Linked DNA regions of Homo sapiens: region 1 is linked to region 2. A link is a loop called in an ENCODE intact Hi-C map of the cell type or tissue named here. Cell type or tissue: GM12878. All regions are shown on one strand. Each heading gives the region's core, and the rest is flanking DNA. Links, peaks and the distances in the headings are about the cores only.

Region 1 (8,451 bases), core at 364-8,363, 490 kb after region 2:
GAAAGAAAGAAATGAGGCAATCAAATAATGCCTGTCAGAAAACGAGATATGCACAGCATATTTCTTCTCATTACTGCATATTATGAGGGCTAATGACAGAGATGAATATCTCTAGTCACAGCCACTTATATAGGAATTTACATTTAAAAGTAATTGCTATAGAACATAATTGGTTGATTAGGTGTTCTCAACTCCTTAGGCCCTTTTCAAACCTTAACTGTATGATACATGGCAGGCTTTCAGAGGACAAATTTGTGTAAAAAGAAATGTAATTTGTCCCTTATAAATATCAAGTTAGAAAATGTTATCAGCTACTCCACATCCTCCCGAGGCTAGTCATTGCCTTGCACGGTAGCAGTCATTGGTTACCAGGATGGGCGTAATTGATGTGGAGATATAAATTATAGACTTGGTTCCAAATCCATCTAATGTGACTGAGCGATTACATAAGTTACTTTAAGAAAAATCCAGTAACATTATTTTATTAATCTTAGGAATCACAAGTCTCCATATCATTAGGGAGTTCATGATATCCCTCTTATGGTTTCACCTTCTCAAATTTCATAAGCTCCAATAGGCTTCGTATTAGGGGTGGGGGCAGTTGGACTTCTTTTTTTCTTTCTTTTTTTTTTTGGAGGGTGGGGAGAGAGAGTCTTGCTCTGCTTCTCAGGCTGGAGTGCAGTGGCGCGATCTCGGCTCACTGCAACCTCCGCCTCCCGGATTCAAGCAATTCCCTACCTCAGCCTCCCGAGTAGCTGAGATTACAGGCACCCACCACTACACCCGGCTAATTTTTGTATTTTTAGTAGAGGCAGAGCTTCACCATCTTGGCCAGGCTTGTCTTGAACTCCTAACCTCGTGATCCACGTGCCTTGGCCTCCCAAAGTGTTGGGATTACAGGCGTGAGCCACCGCGCCTGGCCAGTTGGGCTTCTATACTGCAACAGGAAAAAAAAAAAAAATTGGCATCTTGGTATTTCATCAGTCCTCTATTGTCTTGCTTTTTGTTGCTACCCAGGCTCTGTGTCATCTATGGGCTCTATCCAGCCCCAAAGAGGAGGGTACACTACTGAGATAACAGTTCAGAGACCTGAAACTCACATAGATAATCCTTGATGTTTCTAGAGGAGACAATCTCTCTACTCAATGCCAAACTCAAACCTAAATACCCTGCCATAGGGTTCGTGGAGTTACATCCCAAGTCATTTTATCCTTCCAATTCACATTCGCATCCTTAAAGCACAGCAGCAAAAAGGACAGAACTAGTGTTTGTACTCTGCACCTCATGGACCTAGAATTCCCAACTCTGCTCTCTGCAGAGATTTGGCTATAAAAGTCAATCAGGCCTGGTGCAGTGGCTCACGCCTGTAATACCAGCATATTGGGAGGCCATGGTGGATGGATCACTTGAGGCCAGGAGCTTGAGATCAGCCTGATCAACATGGTGAAACCCCATCTCTACTAAAAACACAAAAATTAGCCAGGTGTGATAGTGCGCGCCTGTAGTCCCAGCTACTTGGGAGACTGAGGCCGGATAATCGGTTGAACTCAGGAGGTGGAGGTTGCAGTGAGCCAAGATTGCACTGCTATATTCCAGCCTGGGTGGCAGAGTAAGACACTGTCTCAAAAACAATCAAACAAACAAGAAAAACCTCAAACAACAACAACAATAACAAAAACCCCAAAAGTCAATCAGATGTTTTTTCTCCACAGTTAAAAATTAATAGGGCTAGTCATATTCATTTCCTTGGACAATAAATCCACTTTCTCAAAAAAGACTCCCTTTGAGTAATTTGTAGGTGACATAGTCTAAGAAAAGCTTCTTTCAAGTGATTCCAAGGTAATTTTTCTGTTACTACTCTTACTTAGAAAAGAGAGATTAAAAAAAAAAGCCACAAATTTAATCCCAATGAAAGTAATTTGCTACCATGCACCTAGTATTATTTCAGTGAAATAAAGTCTTCCTGCATTAAAGGTATCTCTTATAAACCTCCTGTGCCTTATTGGTGCTTTATTAATTGAGGCTATTTATATATTTATTTGTATCTGATATGGTTTGGCTCTCTGTCCCCACCCGGATTTCATCTCGAATTTCAATCCCTATGTGTCAAAAGTAGAAACTGTAATCCTCACATGTCCAGGGAGAGAGGTAATTGGATCATGGGAGCAGTCTCCCCTGTGCTATTCTCATGATGGTGAGTGAGTTCTCACGAGATCTAATGGTTTTATGTGTTTGACAGTTCCTCCTTCACACTCAGTCTCCCTCTCTCTCTCCTGCTGCCATGTAAGATGTGCCTGCTTCCCCTTCCGCCACGATTGAATGTTTCCTGAGGCCTCCCCAGCCATGTGCAACTGAGTCAATTAAACTTCTTTTCTTTATAAATTACTGAGTCTTGGGTATTTCTTTTTAGCAGTGTGATAACAGACTAATACAATATCTCACTTAATTTCACACATTTTATAACCTGAATTATTTCATATTTTCAATCCTCGCATTATTTCCTCTCAATGAAAGTTAAGAAAGGTCTCTTCCAACAGAACATTTATTTGTGTTATGTTTGTCACCATGTTGGCCTGCCCAAGAAGATTCCTAGGCAGGGCCTGTGCCATTTCACCCTTTTATCCACAGTCCTCGGCACACTGCCTAGCACTTTAAGATGTTAAGCCATTCTTAGCAAAAATGTGTTCATTTATGGATAAGAGGGAAGACAGACAGAATAGAGAGAGGGAGAGGGAAGAAGAGAATGAGGGAGGGAGGTAGCCATAATGATTTATGCCGTTGTTTCATGTCATTTTAGTCTCTAGATATCTTCTAATCAAAATAAAAATAAATTCTGGAAAGTAACAGTGATTATATTATTAGTTGCAAAGACATTGATGGGGAATTCTTTACCTGATTTTATAGTAGCGACAACTTCCTCAGTAAGATGGATACCAGTAAGTAAAGCTGTCAATAATGGAAACTAGAGCATGACAGAGGGCAGGTGTGACCAGCAGACCACAGTCCAAGGACTTTTGTACAACTAAGGCCACTGTGAGATTCCAGACACAGGGATGAATGTCAAAAAGCGGGTAGGAGAGTTGAGAGGCTAGGGAAAAAAATTACTGATAACTCTTCCTCCTATGTACCAGCTTATGAACTTTGGGCTTAGAAGTAACGTACCCATCACACAATGCATCCTGTCTGTTTCATTAGGTGAAAAGGAGCAATGGATGCCAGGAATGATTTAGGAGGAGGATCAGACTTGGAAACAGAAGAATTGGGCTTGGGAATACCTCCACCACTTCCCTACTGTCTGTTAGCTTACCTGAACCTATAAAAATGTACATAATCATAACAGACCTCCTAGGGCTGTTGTAAGTACAGAATCAAATAATATACCTGAAGCCTGCTGATGAATGTTCAAGCACTGGGCAGACCCAGTGAGGTGTTTTTGTTGCCCGGAGATAATTGAAACTAAAATCACTTTTGAGAGACAACTGAAAGTTTTCACACTTTGATCTCGTATGTATAATTTGGAAAATTATAGTGCATGGTCAGTTCTGAAACAGAGGAGGTAACTACTTATCTTTGACTTTCAAGGATTTGGGATGAAATTTGAAACCAAAAATCAAAGAATTACCTTGTGAAACATGCAGAAATCCCAGCCCTTAGCTGTGAAAAGCAAACTCATTTTAACTCTGAAATCCCCCACTATGGGAAATTTCAGAATATTCTCTTTGCGTAAAAAATGCACTGATTATAGACCAGAAACCACTGTAAATTCCAATTTCTGAAAAAGAAAACTACCCTGTGGGACAACCGCTATTTGTTTTTCTTTTAAAGAATAGGTGGTTGATTAAGACAGAAACAAATGCGCGTGGTGGCTCTTTAATTCTCACCAAAAAAGATCTGCTAATGACTAAACAAGTATGTGTAGCAGTTGAGTCTCTGGAAATTAAAAAATCAGCTTCACACAGACTTTCCAGAAATGAAACATCATGTGTAGCTAGCTATTCCTTCATTCTTACTTAAGTCACTAAGTGTTAAGTATGTCCACCAAAACCTATTAACAGCTAGAGAGTAACTGATAAGAACAATATTCACTACAACTGAGTAGTTAATGGCACAGACTTTACCAATCTCAGATCTGAACATATGGTCAAGATTTGATATCTGCCACACAAATGTGGGAATGTTCTTTTAATCTGAAAGTCTCAGTCTCATCCATAAAATAGGGATAATAATAGCCACCTCATAGTGTTGTGAAGGCCAAATGAGGTGGAGCAGGCAGAGCATTTGTCACAATGCCTGGCACAGGGTAGGTCCTCAGTAAGCCTTAGCTATGAAAATAAACACACTTAGACCTAAGCATCCGGGTATACAGCCCTAAGTTAGCCCACAGTACTATCATAATACAGGTCGATGCTATATTTGCCTTCATAATATGTTTCTACCTATTGAATTCTAAAGGTAAATTTCTTCCAAATCATCAAGCCAAATGGACATTTCAGAAAAAGAAGCTGTGACTGTCCTATAGATTTTTCTAATTATGAGTATGGAAGTCCCAAGCACAGGTTAAGTAAACACCTTGCAGCCAAGAACCCAAATATTTTGGTTTGTGTGCTCAGTATTGAAAGTTTGAACATGAAAGTTAAAATGGAAAGAGAATTTGGCAAATCAGTTTCCTTCTGACAGTAGGATGATCTCATTTCACATACGAACCCATTTAATGACTTGAGTCACATAACTAAAATCAATCACGTATTTTACCTAATGTAATCTAGTTCAACCAAGAAAGAATTACCATAGAAGACCTGGGCTTACTGCTGGAAATAATACTAGAATACAAAATGTATTAACCCCACAAAAGAGCTCAAACTCATGATGATTTTGCATTTTATTTCTGAAATGAATCGTAATTACCTGTCCCCTTACACCTGTTCAACCCTTTACTCCCAAATAAATCATAGGAACATGGATTGGAAATAGCCTTAAATAAAACATATTTAATGCAGCAAATACAGCACCCCAGTCCACGTAAGTTCTGACAAATATAGTCTTATGATTTCTAACAGCTTTGCAGGAGATGACAAGTGCCCCTTTGAAGCACTGTCATTGTTCCATGTTGGAGAATGGAGTATACTGGTATACAAGCTCTCCCTGACTGTGGCTAGATGAAATGGCATTGCCCAGGAAAGAAATAATGGGACAAATCATTGCTATAAACACAACGTTATAATATTCTACAGAGCTTCATTATAATTCTTTCAGCATTTTCTCACTCTATTTTGGGGCTCCTCTATTCTATTACACTGTATTGCTGCCTCAAGTTTATGGGGCTCCCTATCTCAGGATAATATCTCCAAAATCACTAACTTGCCTGGAAAAATTAATGCTTCCCATTATTTCATGTAACTTGAGAATCAAATCAATGTGGAATGAAACAGATCCTGCTGCTTACTAGACATGAGAACTTGAGCAAATATCTTAGCTTCTTTGTGTCTTTTATTCCTTACTTGGGATAATATTGTTCTGATGATGAAATGAAGTAAGAATTCCAGAGAGTCCAGCATAATGTCTAGGATGTCATGATGTGCCAAATAACCAATAGTTTTCTCTTTTTTTTCCACTCTGGTTCATAACCCAACACTCCCAGAAATTTTATCAGGCTAGATTCTGGAGAGGTAGATCTTTACAAATTGAAAGTCCATGTTTCTGATTAAAACAATGGCCTGCGTCCAAAAATAATGGTAAGAGTATATACTTCCTGGTATCACATTTTACATGTTTAATCCCATTCAATACTCTCAGAACGCTTGTGAGGCAGATATCAACATTATTTCTTTTATAAAGGTATAAAAGCTGAAGCTCATAAGGGTTAATCATTTGCCTTCTGTCTCCCAGCAAATAAGTGAAAAAGTTAGAATGCGAACTTAGCTCTCTCTGCCTCGAACTCCTTCCTTATTTGTATATTAGTAGTTACTGAGTAGTAACGTAAGAATTGGGCTCCAAGCAGTATTCTTTAAAGTAGAGCCCTTGAAATCACCTGCATCAAAATCAATTGTGGTACTTATCAAAAATTCAGATTCAGGGACTATCTCCAGTCGTACTAAAGCAAAATCTATGGGGCTTTGGGACCTCACATTTTTCACTTTTAGTAAGTTGTCCAGACGTTTCTTCTGCTAAGTAAACTATCAAAGGCTTTCTTGTAGTCTATTGCAGATGTCTGTCTTAGTTATCTTGGGCTGCTATAATAAAAATACCATAGACTGGGTGGCTTAAAGAACAAACATTTATTTCGCACAGTTCTGGAGACTGAGAACTTCTAGAAGCATTCCAGGAAATTCCTTGACTGGTGAGGGCCCTCATTTTGGTTTGCCATCTTCTCATTGTATCTTCCCATGGGTGGGGGGAGAGAAAGAGAGAAAGAGAGGGATTGAGAGAGAGAGAGAGAGAGGGAGAGAGCACTAGTGCTCTGTATCCTCCAGCCACTTATGAGAATACCAATCCCAACATGGGGGCTCCACTCCCAGGATGTTATCCAAACACAGTTACCTCCCAAATACTTTATCTCCAAATACCATCCCATATCTCCAAATACCATCCCATCTCAACATATATCCAAATATATCTTCAAATACCATCCCATCTCAACACATACATTTTGAGAAAACACAAATATTCAGTCCATAGTATTCTGCCCCTGGCCTCCCAAAATTTATGTTCTTCCCACATGCAAAACACATTCATTCCATTGCAACAGCCCCAAAAGTCTCACCTAGTTCCAGCCTCAACTCTCAAGTCTGAAGTCCAAAGTGCCATCAAAATATTATTTAATTCAGATATGAGTGAGAGGCAAGGTAAAATTTCCTCCTAGCTGTGAAACCAGATAAGTCATGTGTTTGCAAAATACAATGGTGGGACAGGGATAGGATGAGTATGTCAATTCCAAAGGGAGAAGAAAAAAAGTGGTGATGATTCCCAAGATTAAAGTTTCACAGGAAAAACTCTATTAAAGCTTAAGGCTTGAGAAAAATCCATGTTGGCTTGAGGGTCTGCCTGTGGACCTAGTGGATTCATTAGGTCTCACCCCAGGGCCCTCTCTGCTTAGCTCCTGTTCCATGAAGTCTAGTACAGGATTGGCCAGTTGGTCTCTAGTGAAGTGACAAATGTCCACAGGTTTTACTCAATTAAAAAATAATTGAAAAAAAATAAAAGTTTGCAGCCCTAAAACTCTTTTGGTGCCACAAGCAGAACAGCAGACTGGATTTTCCATTGGTCCTTATTTCCACGTTTCTACCCAGTGGAGAACTTGGCAGTGTAGGATTCTAGTTTGCATACCTACATACATAGTCCAACAGAAATATGCAGGCTTAATTATTTTGCCCTTTTCATTACATTAGAAAACTGTGTTTCAATTATAGGAGAAAACTTTCTTCTTAAGAAAGAGATGGAGACTGATAAGAATAGATACTACACTGGATTGGTGGCTCATGCCTATAATCCCAGCACTTTGGAAGGCCGAGGCGGGTGGATCACGTGAGGTCAGGAGTTCGAGACCAGCCTGACCAACACGGTGAAACCCCATCTCTACTAAAAAATACGAAAATTAGCCATGCTGCTGGCAGGCGCCTGTAATCCCAGCTACTTGGGTGGCTTAGGCAGGAGAATTGCTTGAACCCAGGAGGCGGAGGTTGCAGTGAGCCGAGATCATGCCATTGCACTCCAGCCTGGGCAACAGAGCAGGACTCTGTCTCCAAAAAAAAAAAAAAAAAAAAAAAAAAAGAAGCAGAAAAGGAAAGAAAAGAAAAAAGAAAGGGATGGAGAAGCTGGATTTTAACATTTCTTTCTTCTTCCTTTCTTGTCTTCCCAGTTGTTTTTTTTTTTTTTTTTTTTGTAGAAGTATACTTACTTGCGGAAAACTATATTACTCAGTTAAGTAGTTTACATTTAAAGTTAAGGCTTTCAATGGGGAACAAATATGTCATGAAGACTCTAAAATATTACTGTGAATCAGCAAAAGGCAGTTCTGGGTTTCAGGTGCTAGAAATGTACTGAAGCATATATTACAGAGTCTGTGCTACCAAAAGAACATCCCGAAGAAACAAATAGATCTATTTATCCTGAGTCCTGCCTGCTTCAGCCTGCAAGATGTGATTTGCTGAATGACAGAACTTATTTCTATGAACTAACAAAAGCCAGAAAGGGGTCATTAGGGAGCCAGAGATTGCTGAATTTCCATTCCAGACCTTGAACTGCATATAATAAATGGTGAAAGGGAAAAGATGCAAAGACCAAGAATCATTGATTGGTACTTTTGTGAAGATGTTCTCATAACTCAGGGAAAAGATATCGAAGTCTTCCTTCTTCATCCTCCAGAGGCTTCCTGACTCAGTGAGTTGAAAGGCAAGTGAGAAAACCAGCAGCTCTGGAGGACTGATTTGGCTTGTCACAAGATCTGGGTCTAAA
Region 2 (8,451 bases), core at 216-8,215:
AAGCCTCCCAAGAAATATGTAGCACAGAGGGAAACCACTAGACTGGATAATCTCAAAGGTTTATGATTCTGTCATTTTTGTTTCTGCCTGTAATATGGATCTGCTGTGAAATGAGAACCCCATATCTGCATAGAAAAAACAGCTGGCCACAAGTAACTTGTATAAAAATACAGGTAGTCACTTTTATTTCAGTTGCCACCTTTGAAGCACCATAATTTTGGGGATTGAATTATCCTTCTGAATCATAGTTTCAGCTAATAACTTCTAAGTCTTCTTGTTTGTTCGGTTTTCAAATTTAAGGAACCGTCACCTGTTACCACAGCATAACTCAGATTCTCTCAGGAAGGCACAAAACCCCTGAAACTAACTTATGCTTGTAGCTATGCTTGCTTACAGAAACAACAGTCAGATGCCAATAACCAGGAACCACCTGCAGGACAAGCTAAGCCCAGAAATGCTGCCTTCACCTGAACTTCTGCCTCAGTGCGAGACCTGACCTGATTTCTTGCCTCTTTCTCATACCAACATTTCCATCCAGTGGGGAGAAATGTACCTTGCTGGGTGCAAAAAGTGCCAATGCAAAAGAAAATGCAAGACTGCGCATACTTAACCCCTCCTGGAAGAACAAACTTTTTTCAAGGAATCCCCACCCCTGTCTCCACCTACCTGCCCAAAAGTCCTTAAAAATTTCCCTTTACTCTACTTCCAGGGAGAAGGTGCTTTGAGCATGAGCTCCCGTTCTCCATTACTTGATCAATGAATGGAATTTCTGCACTGTTTTGCCAAACCTGGTCTCCTTATATTAGTGTGAAAGGCACCAGGCACGGGGAAAAAAAAAAACCATCAGGGTCAAGGGAGGCCCTTTGAGGGTCAGTTGATAAGGGGACTACATGAATTTTTTTTTTTTTTTTTTTTTTTTTTAGACCGAGTCTAGTTCTGTCGCCCAGGCTGGAGTGCAGTGACGCGATCTCGGCTCACTGCAGCTCCGCCTCCCGGGTTCACCCCATTCTCCTGCCTCAGCCTCCCGAGTAGCTGGGACTACAGGCGCCCGCGACCATGCCCGGCTAATTTTTTGTGTTTTTAGTAGAGACGGGGTTTCACCATGTTAGCCAGGATGATCTCGATCTCCTACCTCATGATCCGCCCGCCTCGGCCTCCCAAAGTGCTGGGATTACAGGCGTGAGTCACCGCACCTGGCAAGATTTTTTCTTGTTTTTAATTCACATCAAGGCATTCTATTAAATTTAGTAATGTTTTCCAAGAGTTTTCTCAATGCTCTTATGCTCAGCTTCTCCGGAACTTTCATACAAAATGAAAATAGTTTTGCTGATTATTGGTTGCAATAAGCTATAGGGAAGAGTACAGATCTCTGGGCTGAAAAGGGATATCTTAGGGCCTGAAGTTGTGCCATGGGATTAGCAAACTGGATGGATATCATTTCTTATTAGATATTTATTAAAAATGCCTGGGGCTCTTTTAAAAGCTACCAAGCACTCAAGCTCTGCTCACCCCAGACAAATTAAATCTGAGTCTCTGAAGGTGTTCCAGTAGATAGATATTCTGTTTTATTTTCTTTGCTTGTTTTTCACATAAGTTCTAATTTTAGAATAATGTACCTTCACAAAAAGTTTCAAAGTCCGGAGAATTCTTATATACCCCATACCCAATTTCCCCTATTATTACCATCTCATATTAATACTTTCTTTTACAGTTAATGATTCAAAAGTCATATATTATTATTAGCTAAAGCCCATGCTTGATTCAGATGTTTTTAGTTTTTATCTAATGTCCTTTTTCTGTTCTAGGATCTCATCCCACATACCACATTACCTTTAATTATTATGTTTCCTTAAGTTCCTCTTGGCTGTGACAGTTTTTCATACTTCTTTGTTTTTGATGACCTTGACAGTTTTGAGGAGTACTGCTCAGGTACTATGTAAAATCTCCCTCAGTTGGGATTTGCCTGATGTCTTTTCTCATGATTAGATTGAGGTTACAGGTTTTTAGGAGGAAGACTGCAGAGAAAAAGTGCCATTCTTATCACCTCACATCAGGAATAAATGACATTTACATGACATTATTGTTGATGTTGACCTTGATCACCTACTTAGCTGAGGTGGTGTTTGTCAGATTTCTTCACTGTAAGGTACCCTTTCTTCTTTTTTATACTGCACTCTCTAGAAGAAAGTTATTATATGCAACTCACAATTAAGGGAAGGGGAGTGATATTCCAACTCCTTGAGGGGGAAATATTTACGTAAATTATTCGGAATTACTGTAATTGGGAGACTTGTCTATTCTCCCCACTTATTTATGTACATATTCAATCATCGGTTTATATCCACGTGGGCTCAAAATATTTACTTATACCTTGGATTATACTCCAATATTAAGCTATTTATTTTGCTGCTCAAATTGTTTCAGCTTTGACCATTGAGAGCTGTTTTAGTTGGCTTCTGTGTCCCCTTTATATGCTTCCATCATTTTGTCTTTTAAACACCAGCCAGGCACATCTTGCGTATTCCCTGCCCCAGCCTTAGAAGCAGCCATTTCTCCAAGAAGCCCAGGTTCCTTTTATTGGAGAATGGAACTGGAAACCAGTATCTGGGCACTTAGTGTGCTCACTGCTTCTGGGGTGTTATTGGTGCTTCTAAGACTTGTCAGTAGACAGAACTAGAAAATATATGTTGTATGTTTATTGCAGCACTATTTACGATAGAAAAGATTTGGAACCAACCCAAATGCCCATCAATGACAGACTAGATAAAAAAAAAAGTGGCACATACACACCATGGAATACTATGCAGCCATAATAAAGAATGAGTACATGTCCTTTGCAGGGACATGGATGAAGCTGGAAGCTGTCATTTTCAGCAAACTAACACAGGAACAGACAGACAAATGCTGCATATTCTCACTCATAAGTGGGAGTTGAACAATGAGAACACATGGACACAGGGAGGGGCACAACACACACTGGGGCCTATCAGGGGGTGGGGGGCAAGGGGAAGGAGAGCATTAGGACAAATACCTAATGCATGCGGGGCTTAAAACCTAGATGATGGGTTAATGGGTGCAGCAAACCACCATGACACATGTATACCTATGTAACAAACCTGCACATTCTGCACATGTATCCCAGAACTTAAAGTAAAATTAAAAAAATTAAAAATAAAAAAGTTTTAAAAAAGAAAATATACGTTGGCACTATTAACCTGTGAACACATACATATCTACATTAAAAGTAACCTGAATTCATACTGATGTCTCCTACTTGAATCCATTACTACGTGGACCATTGTACTTTTTTCCCCTTGCCCATCTATAACCTCCCACTTCAACAGTGAGAAATCTGGCACTGTTCAGCATCTATTTAAATACTTGTTCAACCCTATATACATGTAGAGTGGTTTCAGAATTGTTAGATTGTGCTTTTGTAGGAAGTAACTTTACCAATTAAAGTGCAGTGCTTATGCACACTTCCTATTGCCTTCAGTCTCAGCCTACTCAATTCCAAAAAAACTTAGATCAGCACCTTGTTTCTCTGCCTCCTTCAGTGCGGTTATGCATACTTTTGTAATACAGTTAGATTCCTTAGTCACCGTCTACATTCCATCTTGGAACCCTCTGACCTCCTGAATTGATTTTTTAAATTTACATATATTAAAGTTCAGCATTTGAGCTGTAAACTTACGTGGGTTTTGACAAGTGTTTAGTATCAAGTATACACCACTAAAATATAGCAGGGGGGCTTTCTGGAAGCTTACCATGAGATTCTAGTGTTCATCTAGCATTAGGAACCACTAGACTTTTCTGCCAAGTTCAGGTTCAGTTGTGTCCAACTTTAGTTTTTGTGTGAGCAGGATCGAGAAGACTGGTGTGTCTCTTACTGAGTAAACTGGCTAAGTTAGTTAACCTTTTTGTCCAGGTAATGTGTCCTCACATGGAGCCTCACAATACCTGCCTCAAGAGTTGTTAGAGGAATTAAATTGATCAGTAAAGATAAAGCACAGTTTAAGTGATGAAAAGCAGTAGGTATTTAGTTAATGTTAGCCATTATTTTATTTGATGTCCTCATAGTTTTTTAACATGACTCACAAAGAAAAAATTCAAAAAGCAAAGGCAAGAAAGCAGAGAGAAACAGAGAGAGAGAGAGAGAGAGATCTTTTCCTTTTGCTTTCTAACTTTCATGCATTCTAGATTAGACATTTACTAGGTTGCTTCCCCATAGAATCATTTGCGGTTATATAACAGTCCTAATGTCCAGTCTGCCCTCAGAATCACTAAATTAGAATTTCTGATGGTGGTGGTGGGGTAGAGAAAATAGCTTCAGTAGTTTTTTAAAAGATCCCCAGGTGATTTCAATGATGTCTTAGTTTGGGCTGCTAAAACAAATATATCACAAACTGGGTGGCTTTAACATTTATTTCTCACCGTTACGGAGGCTGGGAAGTCTAAGATCAAGTTGCTGGCAGAGCTGGTGGCTGGTGAGGGGAAATTCTTGGTTTGTTTTCTTGTTCTGTCTTCACCTGTCTGAGAGGAGAGAAAGAGGAAGTGAGCTCTCTCATATCTCTTTTTATGAGGGCACTAATCCCACTCATGAGGGCTTTACTCATGACCCAATCTCCTCCCAAAGGACTCACATTCAAATACCATCATAGTGGGGATTAGACATCAACATATGAATTTGAGGAGGACATAAACTTCCATTCTATAGCAAATGTGCAGCCAAGTTTGAGAACTACTAAACAGAGTAGACAAGTTTCACCTTTACTACAATTTCTCCAGATTCTCTGACTCACGGCTTTGAAAAAGACTCCAGAATATGATGAGAAAGAGCAGCTTGGCTGAATGTGTACATGAAGGTTAGAAAAAGAGTTTCATAGCTGTGATGAGTAATTTTCGTTGTGTTTCCAAATCCAATTCTTAGCACTGTATTTCATTTGATTAGCTCAACACAGTCAAGGTGAGGGCAACTTAAGTGTATTTGTCTCCCTCGGGTCTTCCTGATCAAATCTCTGGCTCTCTCTCTCTTTCTTCATTGTTTCCTGTTCCAGATAGTGGCTTTCCCCATTCTTGATGACATGTGTTTATGCCTTAATGATTATAGGTATAGCATTTCATTTGCACCTGGTCATTTCACCTTGTTTCATGGTGAGCAGGTATATAAAAACCTACCCCCGAAGGCTGAGAGGGAGCTGAGAGACCAAAGAAAGAAGCTGACAAATAGTTTCTCAGAAAGAAAATATTCAAGAGGGGCTTACAAATGAAAGGAATGTCTTGGGTGGACTGGAGATGGTAGATCTCAGCTCCAGCCTTCCAGAAAATTTTCATTTCTGTAGAAGTTTTTAGCATAAAACATACAAAGCTGGTCACATCTCATGCTTTCTTGTTACTGAGGAAGTTAGATAAGCATCTTTCTGAGGGGTGATTTATGCTGTAGGCACTGTTTTAAGACCCTGCTGCAGAATAGCTTGATATGCAGGATTCAAATGTCTGTCATCATCATGGTTTCTTTTCAAGACAGTGTCACTCTTGTCATGCCACAGGCTGCTTTCCTGCACACCTGCCTGGGGATGATATGAATATATTTTTTCCGTCTGCCTTTCTTCCCTCCCTTTCTTCCTTTCTTCTCCTCAGCATTTCCCAAACTATGTTCAAATAATTTAGTTTAATGTGAGATGTTAAAAGACATATTGAAAAAGAGGGCTGCCATAATCAAATACCTTTTAGAAAATACCATATCCTCTGTCCAACATCTGCAGCACATATTAGCATGTTAAAGACAAGGTGATGTTTGTCAATGACTTAAGTTGATTTACATTAAATTGTCCATACACATTTTTTGAGGAATACTTTTGGAGGTGGTGAGAAAAAGATGAACACTTCTTGTAAAAAGTTTTAGTCCATGCTGCTACAGAGTAGGAAATACTTATTTACTTATAATTACATAAAATGCAAAAATTTACTCCTTTCTTCTACCTGATGCAGTTTGATGTAATTTAAAATGTGAAGCTCCTTACACTCAAAATCCTATTCCAAACTGCTTCATAGACTTAGAATCACATTAAAATTTGACAAGCATAGTTTTAAATATTCATTTATTCATATTCAGGCCTGGTATGGTTGCTCATGCCTGTAATCCTGGCAATTCGGGAGGCCAAGGTGGGCAGATCACTTGACTCCAGGAGTTTGAGACCAGCCTGGGCAACCTAGTGAGACCTCATCTCTACTAAAATTCAAAAGAATTAGCTGGGTGTGATGGCTCATGCCTGTAGTCCCAGTCCCAGGGGACTGAGGCAGGAGAATCGCTTGAACCTGGGAGGTCAAGGCTGCAGTGAGCCATAATCATGCCATTGCACTCTGGCCTACACAACAGAGTGAGACCCTATCTCAAAAAAAAAAAAAATATATATATATATATATATAATATTCAAAATGCAGTGACTACCTACCATTTTTCAGGCACTTGTATGTATTGATTCATCTTATTGATTCTTTACATCAACCACGTAAGATATTATTCTCTTGTAAGGAGAGGACAAAAAAGACAAATAAATGGAAGTATTTGTCTAAAGCAGGATTCTTCTCCTTGGCGCTGTTGATATTTTGGGGCAGATGAGTCTATGTTGTTGAGGAGCCATGATGTGCGCTGTAGGACGTTTAGCTGCATCCCTGGCCTCTACTATCACATGACAGTAGTGACCGCCCCTTCCCCCTCAAGCTGTGACAATGAAAAGGCCTGTATACATTGTTAAATGTTCTCTGTGGAGCAAAAGTACCCCATCAGTTGAGAACCATTGGTCTAAACCCATGCAATGAATAAAATGCCAAAGTTAGTGCTTTTAGTTTCCTTTCTAGACATTTATCTACTTCTCAAAGACAATGCCCTTATGGTTCAAGACCCATCACGCATAATCACTTGCCATGCCCCTTCTAAAATGTCATTATCTTTATTACATGATGCAGTATCTCTTACTGGTTAGCCCAGCCAGTGCAAATGACCCGAGACTGAGTTCCATTCTCATGTAAAAAATTGATGTCGGCTAGAGGAACAAATGAGAGCCACAGGCTCTTGTCTTGAAAATGTGTGGTAGGGGTGTAAACTGGAATGTCCAAATGAATCCTTGTGGCTGCTAAAACAGATGGTAGGTCAGTAATTTTGTCTCTGGATATAGAGCAGGACACTATTATTGGAGCTCCACAGTGTGGTAACCTCCTAGAGTATGTGCCATTTTGCAATCTGGCATCTAGTTTCTTTATCATTATTAAATCCTTTGCACACAATGACGATTATTAGATTTTTCTTTGTCTCTTTGGCATTTGGTTTTTCCCTTCTAAATGTTAGCCAGATTTCGGTTTCAGAAATTCTTTTTTTTCCTATCAGTTATGGGATTTCTCCTAGAACTATAATCTCATTTCATGTCAATCTCCTTAATTTCCTCATCACCTATGTTGTCTTCATTTACCTTTTTAAAGTCTTGTATCTCTTTAGCCCCTTGGGAACTTAATACTTGTCTCTGGTGTTTCTTCCCATTCTCCTTTATACACAGAGGACCATAGATCATTTTTTGTTTTGTAGACATAGGTGCTTCTTCTGTCAATAAATTACCTCCTTCCTGCTTTTGAGGAATCTGAATGCCCAACTACTATCTCCCCTCATCAGATAAAACCCATCTTTAACATTTGTATCTATAGGCAGAGAGAGTGAGGAGAGAGAGAGAGAGAGAGAGAGAGAGAGAATTTTTTTCTTAAAATAAAAAATAAATTCTCGGCTGATATTTCCTTCCAGGTAGTTTTCCTAGATAAAGGTAGAACAGTCCTGTTCAATCTCTTCTGACACTGAATTTCAGAAGACACCAAAGGTAGGGCCAAAATCTCTGAGTTGACTATGATGTGTTTTGGCCCAAGGCTGAGTTATGCGAAGTCTAGGAAATGAAAATTAAAGATGTGCCTTTCAGTTCTCTTGCTCTCAGTAGCTTTCCAGATGGGCCAGAAGTGTTCTGCAGCCCCGGAGCCAAATTGCCTATGGATGAAAGATACCCATGTGGCATAACAGGGAGGCTTGCTCCTTTTCAACCTCTTTGCACAAGTTCACAGGGACTGGAGATTCTTTCCTTTTAATCTAGAGGAAAAAATCCTCAAAATAGAAAAAGGCATCAATAGTTAACTCCCAGCTAGAGAGAAGAAGGTGATCTTTTATCAAATATTATTTGAGAGGTTTAGAGTGTTTCTTCACACTCCATAATCACTTTAAAAATCTCCCTCAACTACCTCTACTTATCTTCTTAAAGATTGCTTTCTTCTTTTAAACATGGATTTGGTCTAAAAAGTTCACTGCTGGAGTGAAAATATGTCTTACTGGTACCATCTTTGAACAACCATAATATTTCAGAGTAGTGTTTTCTAAAACTTTATTATAAAATGTAGTTATTTTAGTAAAAAGGAAGA

What was found. Hi-C counts contacts between places; a loop is a spot of excess contacts. Peaks named below come from ENCODE experiments on the same cell type or tissue, not always from the same donor. Only the 100,000 strongest peaks of a DNase experiment are listed, where the experiment ranks them.
Region 1: it touches region 2 in a loop (9-fold over the local background); 1 of 110 quality-filtered maps calls a loop at or near these places.

Annotation. Positions count from the first base shown.
Region 1 is chr3:6,225,371-6,233,821 of GRCh38, reverse strand. No RefSeq gene overlaps it. Among named protein-coding and RNA genes, the nearest start is that of GRM7-AS3, 580 kb to the left of the region's middle. In GM12878, for the core only: no CTCF peak of the experiment used is centred there; DNase peaks (open chromatin) are centred at 3,881 and 4,664; H3K27ac peaks cover 2,008 bases.
Region 2 is chr3:6,713,651-6,722,101 of GRCh38, reverse strand. The region is part of intron 2 of GRM7-AS3 (GRM7 antisense RNA 3); the gene reads left to right. LOC105376944 (a long non-coding RNA gene) reads right to left here. Exons shown (of 8, transcript NR_188695.1): 4 at 4,435-4,533; 5 at 1,831-2,015. Among named protein-coding and RNA genes, the nearest start is that of GRM7-AS3, 88 kb to the left of the region's middle. In GM12878, for the core only: no CTCF peak of the experiment used is centred there; DNase peaks (open chromatin) are centred at 3,482, 3,847 and 4,521; H3K27ac peaks cover 1,965 bases.